2 separate regions of the Homo sapiens genome follow, and region 1 is linked to region 2. Evidence: read pairs that join two places in POLR2A ChIA-PET (ENCODE). Cell type or tissue: OCI-LY7. All regions are shown on one strand. Links, peaks and the distances in the headings refer to the core of each region. The heading gives the core; the rest is flanking DNA.

Region 1 (4,401 bases), core at 186-4,185, 1.2 Mb after region 2:
TTATGCTAATGAAGTCCTATCCACCCATAAAACACAATAGGTGCCACCTCTTTTGATGTCAGTTTATATTATGGTAGCAGAGACTGTCTGGTTTTTGTGTCTGTATAGCACTGCCTATATGACACTCAAATGAAATGAATGAATTCTGGCACTTTGTATTTATCCTGTAGCACTTAACATATTTCAGGCTTGTAATATAGTTACCTGTTTGTGTCCTCTGTTGAATGATAAACTCCTCATGGGAAGGGCTGGGACCTTAATTATCTTCCAGTGACACACAGTTCCTTCATACACACGGTGTCTTCTTTGTGGTAGGCTTTCAGGAAATGTTGGGTTGAATTTTCCTGGTGATCATTTTCAGACATTATTGCCTTTTGCCTGTGTCTTAACTATCCTCTTTTCTAAACATTTTCACCCACATTACTAATTCTCACAATAATCAGTTCCAAATTTTTATGGGACTTATCATATCATCCTATTATATTATAAAAACTTGTGGTTGTGCCTAAACTCTTCTTCTAGAGGCTGTGTTTGATTGCCCTGTTACTCCTCAGCACATGGGTGCTCAATATGGATTTAAATTAATGTTAGATTTTCTTTCTTTCATGCAGTGAAACCTTTTAAGATTTCCTTTTGAATATCTTAAGACAAAGGTAGAGATGAATAGAGAAGAAAGATGGGGAGGGGGAAGAGGTGGGTGGTGTGTTGTTTATAGGACATCCATAGACATATTAACCATTATTTACAGACTTTCCACACATACAGATTGATTTACATAGAACTCAGAGACTGGTTGTTAGCAAAGAACTGAGGAAACTGAATACTTTTTGCATCAGTTGGTGCAGGTTTGCCAAATAGTTGATAAGCTCCAAGGGCTCCATGACCTTAGAAAAGCATGGTTTAGCAGAAAGGGCATGGGCTTTGAAGTGAAACACCTGAGTTTGTATCCAAGCTCTGTCGCTTGCTAGCTGTGTGACATAAAGAAAGGTAACCTTTCTGCAGTATGATTTGATTATATGTAAAAATAAATAAGAAAACTTAGGTATTGGTCTGAGTTGTTGGGAGGATTATATGAGAGATGTGTGTGAAAGGACTTTGCAGAGGCTTGCTTTTCTTCAAATGCTGACCATACTAACTTTCCCCACAAGTACAGGGACCCTAAAGCGAAGTCAAGACCGATGGTGTGGAAAAGGTCTTTCTCCTGAGTTGCGCATGTATTTATTTGTGAGGCTTTACAGAAGACTAACATTTAGTTGCTTTTAGCCATACATTTAATGAGCCATCTTTGGGAAAAACAATGAAATCATGCAGAGTCAATACTGTCTTGGAAAATCTGGGAGGTACTATTTCAATGACTACCAATTTGGCGTAATTAGATCTATGCTGTAACTACAGAGAGAACCCACCCAGTCCTATTTTTATGCCTGGTATCCTGACAGAAAGAGACTGGTGATTAGTTTATATTGACATTGAGCATTGGGATTTATGTTTGATCGGTTTAGTTTAGACTGACCAAATTGTGGTTTTTGAATTCTTATTCTTACCATCATCAAAGCTGATGGTTTTAACCTTAACAGAATAAGCAGTGAGAATTCATACAAGATTTTCTTCTGAGTTGTATTGTTCATTGAATTAGATGACAATGGGGGAAGAAACGTGTTGGTTAAGAATGTGCTCGTTACCCTTGGTTAGTTTCTGCTGATCGCAATTGCTTAAGAGGAAGTTTGTCTTTGTAGGCAAATGAGAGACAGACCAGGAAGACCTGACAATCCAGTAGGGTATCTCTTACCTGGTTCTTAGTGTTTTAATGAAACTAAAAGATGGAAGAGTTCTGTGATGTCAGCGGGAAGCGTTTTTAGGAAATTCCCTCTCAGGTTGAGTTAACAATGAAGAGCTTCACAAAATGGAAAGCTGTGAAGTATAAACACTGGGACATTAATAGGAAAAATAAAAAAAAAAGCTTTGGCTCTTTGGCTTGTGATAGAGAGGTGTGTAAATATAAGCATATTGAATGTAGGAAACCATTGTATAGTAAAAAGCCTCTGATCCACAGAAGAAAAAGAAAGACTGAGGTTCTACTATTGTGAAAAAGGAACTTGAGTAATTTTTAATGTTTATTTTTTTAGGAGTTAACTGGAGAACATTGAACCAGTTTTGGTAACTAACAATAAAATATATTTTGGCCCTCTGAAATGACTACATGATAGATTCAAAGAGAAAGGGGGCAGAGGGGCAGGAAGAACTCAGTCCTGACACTACTCACCTGGCATCTGTTAATCTTTGTATTACTAGCATAAGGCCTGCCAGCAATTAGGGATTGAAGAAATATATATATACAATTAGGGATTGAAGAAATATATATGTGTGTGTATATATATATATATTTTTTTTTTTTGAAGGGAAGGGAGAAAAATTAACTCACTAGTACAGGGGAAAAGCCTGAGGATTCAAGAGGTCCAGAAATGAGTCTGTTAGTCAAATTGCTGTGGTTGTGTTTTGCTATAACTTGTTTTGCATTTTGGATAGTCGTACCTTGAAAAGCATAGTATACTGTTTTAGCAGTTCGCTACTAGCCATAGTTCCCTAGCTACTTCTGTCAAAATTGGGTTTCCAGTTTATTCTTAGGCTTAGGAGTAATACCACTTAATGGGAAAAACTTGAGAACTCATTATTTGCTTGGGATTTTACTTTTGTGATCTCCTTAAAGTTGTGAGTCTTAAGGTATTTTCATCTGATTGTTATGGCGAGGTTAATCATAGACCGGTATTTCAGTCACTTTAATTGCCTTACCTACAATATGAACAATCAGAACATCTTTAAGAGTCATTGCCTGTGGACTGTCAACAAATCTTAGAATTTAAAAATTACTTGGGTTCAGCTGGATTTGAGATTCTTTGTCACAGTTACAATCTTTGCTGCTAAACACAAAGACTACTTGAGTACCATTATAGTATGTCTTGCCACAGTCTTTTTTTTTTTTTTTTTTTTGAGACGGAGTCTTGCTCTGTTAACCAGGCTGGAGTACAGTGGCACGATCTCAGCTCACTGCAGCCTCTGTCTCCCGGGTTCAAGTGATTCTCCTTCCTCAGCCTCCCGAGTAGCTGGGATTGTAGGCATGTGCCACCAGGCCCGGTTAATTTTTGTACTTTTAGTAGAGATGGGGTTTCACCATGTTGGTCAGGCTGGCCTCACACTCCTGACCTCAAGTGATCTGCCCGCCTCGGCCTCCCAAAATGTTGGGACTACAGGTGTGAGCCATCGAGCCCAGCCTATAATGTGTTTTGTTTTAGCATTAATATTGTGGGCTTTAGGCTGGGCATGGGGGCTCACACCTGTAATCCCAGCCCTTTGGGAGGCCAAGGTAGGCAGATCGCTTGAGCTTAGGAGTTCGAGGCCAGCCTGGGCAACATGGTGAAACCCTGTCTCTACTTAAAAAAAAAAAAAAAAAGACAAGAAAAAAATATCATGGGCTGTAGAATTGCATGGCTCTTTGTTAATTAAATGCTTTTTTAAGTGGCAAGATCTAGGGAATTACCCTTTCAGGATGGCCCAACTGATTCATGTAGGCTGAAATATTTACTCTTCTGTATTTTCATTGTTCTCCATTTTGATGTTAATTAATTTAGGACCTTTGAGAGTAAAGCTTGATTTCTTCTCCTCTCTCAGAAATCATGGGCTTTCTGACCCTTGAACTGTGGAGTCCATAGTGCTCCATGAAAAGGGCATGGGCTCTACTACCTAGTAGATGTGGGACTTTGGATAGGTTACTTCTTTCTGCTCATCTTTTTTTGAGAATTAAATATGGGTAATTAATGTAAAGGGCTTGGCCAGTTAGTAGCTTTTCAATAAGGTAGGTATTACTATAATTACTGCAGGAGCATTTTGGCTATAATGTAGCAATTGTGGAAGTAGCAAATTTATGTTCGAGTAAGTTCAGTCTTTTTGTTTTTATCTTTGTTGTTCTGCTGAATGCTTTTTCTCTTTCCCTTTTAGTTTGTTTAGAATTTGCAGTCTAATTTGATATGGTAGAAAAAGAATATTGATATAATATGGACAGGACTTAATATTTAATGGTGTCACCTAGTAAATTGTATATTAGCGTTCTTTATGATTTTTCCCAGTTTACGTGATCATTGGCCATTGTACGGGACTGGCCTTTACTGAGTCAGAAGTTCAGTCTTCAGTTATATGTTTTGAAGCACACTATATTTTAGCTAAGGGTAGAGGATTTGGGTAATATGTAGATATGATGTCTTATATGTAGCAAACCAAAACATTTTGTTAGGTACGTAAATAAATATCTTTATGGTAGATATTTGAGCCCTCTCGTATCATTCTTTTTGGCTGACAAACTATTTTTCTAATGGTGGAGGAGCTGTCTTAGAAAATGGATAAGGAAGT
Region 2 (4,401 bases), core at 182-4,181:
ATGTGAGTATATACATCAATAAAGCTGTTTCTCAAACAAGAATGTTATAGAGATGGTCTCTGATGGTATGTAACCACTTGAGATTGGCTTTTCTCACTCAGCATCATTCCGTCATAGTCCCTCTCAGCAGTTGCCCAGAGCAGTAGGTGGACCCTCCGCATTGCTCAGTAGTATTCCAGTGTACAGACATCCCAGAGTGTGTTTAACCATTCACCTGCTGGATATTTGAGTTGTGTCCCTTTTTTTTTGGCTATTAAAGCTGCTGTGAACATTTGTGTACAGATGTTTGTATGGACATACATTTTCATTTTGCCAAGATGAATACCGAAGTGAATGTTTCACTTTAAGTGTCTCTGTTATCCAGCACACCTCTGCTAAGAAATGACTATCTGCATCTGGGAGCAGTGGTTCATGCCTGTAATCCTAGCACCTTGGGAAGCTGAGGTGGGAAGATCGCTTGAGGCCAGGAGTTTGAGACCAGCCTGGGTAACATAGTTAGATCCTATCTCTACAAAAAATAAAAATGAAAAAATTAGCCAGTCATGGAAGTGTATGCCTGTGGTCCCAGCTACTCAGGAGGCTGAGGTAGGAGGATCGGTCGAGCCCAGGAGGTAAAGGCTGCATTGAGCTATAAGTGCACCACTGCACTCCAGCCTGGGATGGCAGAGAGATTCTGTCTCTATAAAATAAAAATAAAAGAAGTTACTCTCTGCAAACGCTTTAAATTTTGTGTTTTAAGGAACCATGTAGTTAGTCAATTTTCTAAATGGAAATCAGGCCAGGTATGGTGGCTCACGTCTGTAATCCCAGCACTTTGGGAAGCCGAGGCAGGTGGATCACCTGAGGTCAGGAGTTCGAGAACAGCCTGGCCAACATGGCAAAACCCCATCTCTACTACAAATTCAAAAATTAGCTGGACATGGTGACACATGTCTGTAGTCCCAGCTACTCAGGAGGCCAAGGTTGGAGGATCGCTTGAGCCCAGGAAAGTGAAGGCTGCAGGGACCGTGATCATGCCACTGCATTCCAGCGTGAGCAACAGAGCAAGACTCTGTCTCTAAAAAAAAGAAAAAAAATTACCACATTTTTAGATTATATAATTCTGATTCAAAGGTAAAATACAAAGAGGGGAAAATATATTTAACATAAAATTTGAATAAAATATTTTCCAAAATCTTAAGGAAGACTTACTTCCATAAAAATAATTTTTATGTCAGGCTTCAGGCTCAGTGGGCACCCGTGAGTCCTGATTTAATGAGACAAGCTTCAAATTCTAGGTTTTTTTTAAATGATTCTTCATCATTGATTGATTGATTGATTGATTGATTGATTGATTGATTTTTAAGAGACATGGTCTCATTCTGTTGCCCAGGCTGGAGTGCAATGGTGCAACCATGGCTCCCTGCAGCTTTGACCTCTGGCCCCAAACAATCCTCCCGCTTTGGCCTCCCAAAGTGCTGGAATTACAGGCATCAGCCACTGTGACCAGTTTCCTCTTCTTTCTGTTAAATGACATATCATCCCTTGAATGCAAGAGTTTCAGATTCTTAGTAATCATCATTGCCAAGAAATTTTGCTTTTACAAGTAAGTGACTTTTAAAAAGGTTTAAAAATTGTGTTTTTCTACCTTAAAATTTTTACAATGGTCAAAACTACACATAAAGGATCACCCTTTCTTTCCTTGGCAATTATGATATAGGAACTTCTTAGGATTTCTAATCCAGTCCAACTTTCTTTTTTTTCCTTTTTGAGACAGAGTCTCACTCTGTCGCCCAGGCTGGAGTGCGGTGGTGCAATCTCGGCTCACTGCAACCCCTGCCTCCCAGATTCAAGAGATTCTTGTGCCTCAGCCTCCCGAGTAGCTGGAGTTATAGGCATGCACCATCACTCCCGGGTAATTTTTTTTTTTTTTTTTGTATTTTTAGTAGAGACAGGATTTCATTATGTTGACCAGGCTGGTCTTGAACTCCTGACCTCAAGTCATCTGCCTGCCTTGGTCTCCCAAAGTGCTGGAATTATAGGCGTGAGCCAGTCCGATTTTTTCATACTGAGTATGTCACAATAATGCTGACACTCTAACTTGTAGAGCACACATGATTGACTGCAATGGTTGCCTGCAGGTGGCACAGTTACCCCTGTACCCCTACAGTCACCCAAACAGAAGCATCTGTGTGAAGACAGAGCAGGCAGCCCGGAGCTGGGCCTGCCCAGGCACCTGCCCTCATCCTTCCCTCCAACCCCTAGGGGGCCTCCCTTCAGTCTGTACCCGCTACTCCTGGGCACCTGCAATGCAAGCTCACCAGCCCCTGTGGCTCTTGCCCAAACCAGACAGCATAATGCCTGGCGGCTGGCTACTGTCCTCCACATCCAGGCAGCAAGCAGCTCTTTCTTGATGGCACTCAGGACCCCGCCTAGATCAGGGCATACCACCAAGGCTCACGGTGCTCCTGAGGCCGCTGGGGCACCACAGGGTGCTTCTCAGGTCCTGTCACTCAACTGGGCCTCCCCAAAGTGGGCTCACAGCCCAGGGGCTCCAGTTGCCCCAGGCTCTGCTAGGCTGCCCAGAGGACTCAAGGTGTGGATATCTCAGGCACACCTGAGTGTTGAGCTCAGCACACGTGTATGCTGGGCACGGCATGAGTGTAAGGAAGCGCTGGCATACAGAATAAAATCCCCTGGCTAGGAAGCAAGCTACTGCTGACTCCACCGAAGCCCCTGCACGCCCCTCCCAGTACCATCTCCCCTCGCCCCTGCAGAGGCAGACACCATCCTGACTTTGGTGTCTATTCTTTTCATTCGTTTCTTTCTATTTTACCACATGCGTATATATCCATTAAAATATGTAATTGTTTTTCATGTTTAAAACTTTATGCAAGGAATATTATTCAGTGTTAAAAAGGAAGGAAATTCTGACCTATGCTATAACATGAGTGAAGCTTGAGGACATCAGGCTAGGTGAAATAAGCCAGTCACAAAAAGATAAATACAGTATGATTCCACTTATCGGAGCCGAGTAGTCAAAATCATAGAGACAGGAAGTGAAATGCTGGTTGTCAGGGCCTGGGGGAAGGGGAGAGTGGGGAGTTGTATAATGGGGACAGAGCTTCACTTTCACAAGATAAACAGTTCTGAGGCCGGGTGCAGTGGCTCACGCCTGTAATCACAGCACTTTGGGAGGCCGAGGCAGGCAGATCACCTGAGGTCAGGAGTTTGAGACCAGCCTGGCCAACATGGCAAAACCCTGTCTCTACTACAAATATAAAAATAAAAAATAAAACTAACTGGGCATGGTGGTAGGCACCTGTAGTCCCAGCTACTTGGGAGGCTGAGGCAGGAGAATCGCTTAGAACCTGCGAGGCAGAGGTTGCAGTGAGCCAAGATCGTGCCACCACACGCCAGCCTGGGCAACAAGAGCGAAACTCTGTCTCAAAAGAAAAAAAGAGTTCTGGAGCTGGATGGTGCTGATGGTTGCGTAACATCATGAGTGTATTTAATACCACTGAAATAAATACACTTACAAATGGTTAAGATAGTCAATTGTATGTTATATGTATTTTACCACAACCAAAAAATGTAACTTTACACAAATAGTAGTCAACTATGAGAATCGTTCTGCGGCTGCTTTTTTTGATTGACATCGTGAGATTGATCCATGTTGATACACACAGATGCCAAACATTCCTTTTCCTGCTGCATTGTAGTCCACTGAAGAAATACACTCCAATTTCTTCATCCTTTAGATGTGCATTTCAGTTGTTTCAAATATTCGCTATTACAGACAATGCATTAATGTTCTTCCTGTGTAGACGTGCACTTACGAAGCTGCCCAAGAGAGGCTCTAAGCTATCAGTCCTCAAAGTGTGGTCGGAGGAACCCTAGGGAGTCCCTGAGACCCTTTCAGGGGCCTGTGAGAACCTCCCTTTTGTTTTTTTCTTTTATTTATTTTTTTTATTTCTGAGATTTTGGTGCACCTATCACCCGAGCAGTGTACGCTGCACCCAATTTGTAGTCTTTTATCCCTCACCCCACTTCACCCTTTCCCCCAACCCCCCAAAGTCCAATGTATCATTCTTATGCCTTTGCGTCCTCACAGCTTAGCTCCCACTTATGAGTGAGAACACACGATGTTTGATTTTCCATTCCTGAGTTACTTCACTTAGAATAATAGTCTCTGATTCCATCCAGGTTGCTGTGAATGCCATTATTTCATTCTTTTTTCGGCTGAGTTATAGTCCACGGTATATATACCATTTTCTTTATCCACTCGTTGATTGATGGGCATTTGGGTTGGTTCCACATTTTTGCAATTGCGAATTGTGCTGCTATAAACATCCGTGTGCAGGTATCTTTTTTGTATAATGACTTCTTTTCCTCTGGGTAGATACCTAGTAGTGGGATTGC

Evidence for each region. ChIA-PET counts read pairs that join two places held together with the same protein. Peaks named below come from ENCODE experiments on the same cell type or tissue, not always from the same donor. Only the 100,000 strongest peaks of a DNase experiment are listed, where the experiment ranks them.
Region 1: POLR2A ChIA-PET joins it to region 2 with 6 read pairs; 1 of 35 experiments calls an interaction of 5 or more read pairs at or near these places.

What each region holds. Positions count from the first base shown.
Region 1 is chr5:171,997,384-172,001,784 of GRCh38, reverse strand. All of the region lies in intron 1 of FBXW11 (F-box and WD repeat domain containing 11), which reads left to right. Among named protein-coding and RNA genes, the nearest start is that of FBXW11, 7.1 kb to the left of the region's middle. In OCI-LY7, for the core only: no CTCF peak of the experiment used is centred there; a DNase peak (open chromatin) is centred at 1,714; H3K4me3 peaks cover 867 bases; H3K27ac peaks cover 733 bases.
Region 2 is chr5:173,185,393-173,189,793 of GRCh38, reverse strand. No RefSeq gene overlaps it. Among named protein-coding and RNA genes, the nearest start is that of BNIP1, 43 kb to the right of the region's middle. RefSeq lists a silencer at 2,032-2,151. In OCI-LY7, for the core only: a CTCF peak has its summit at 2,203; a DNase peak (open chromatin) is centred at 2,193.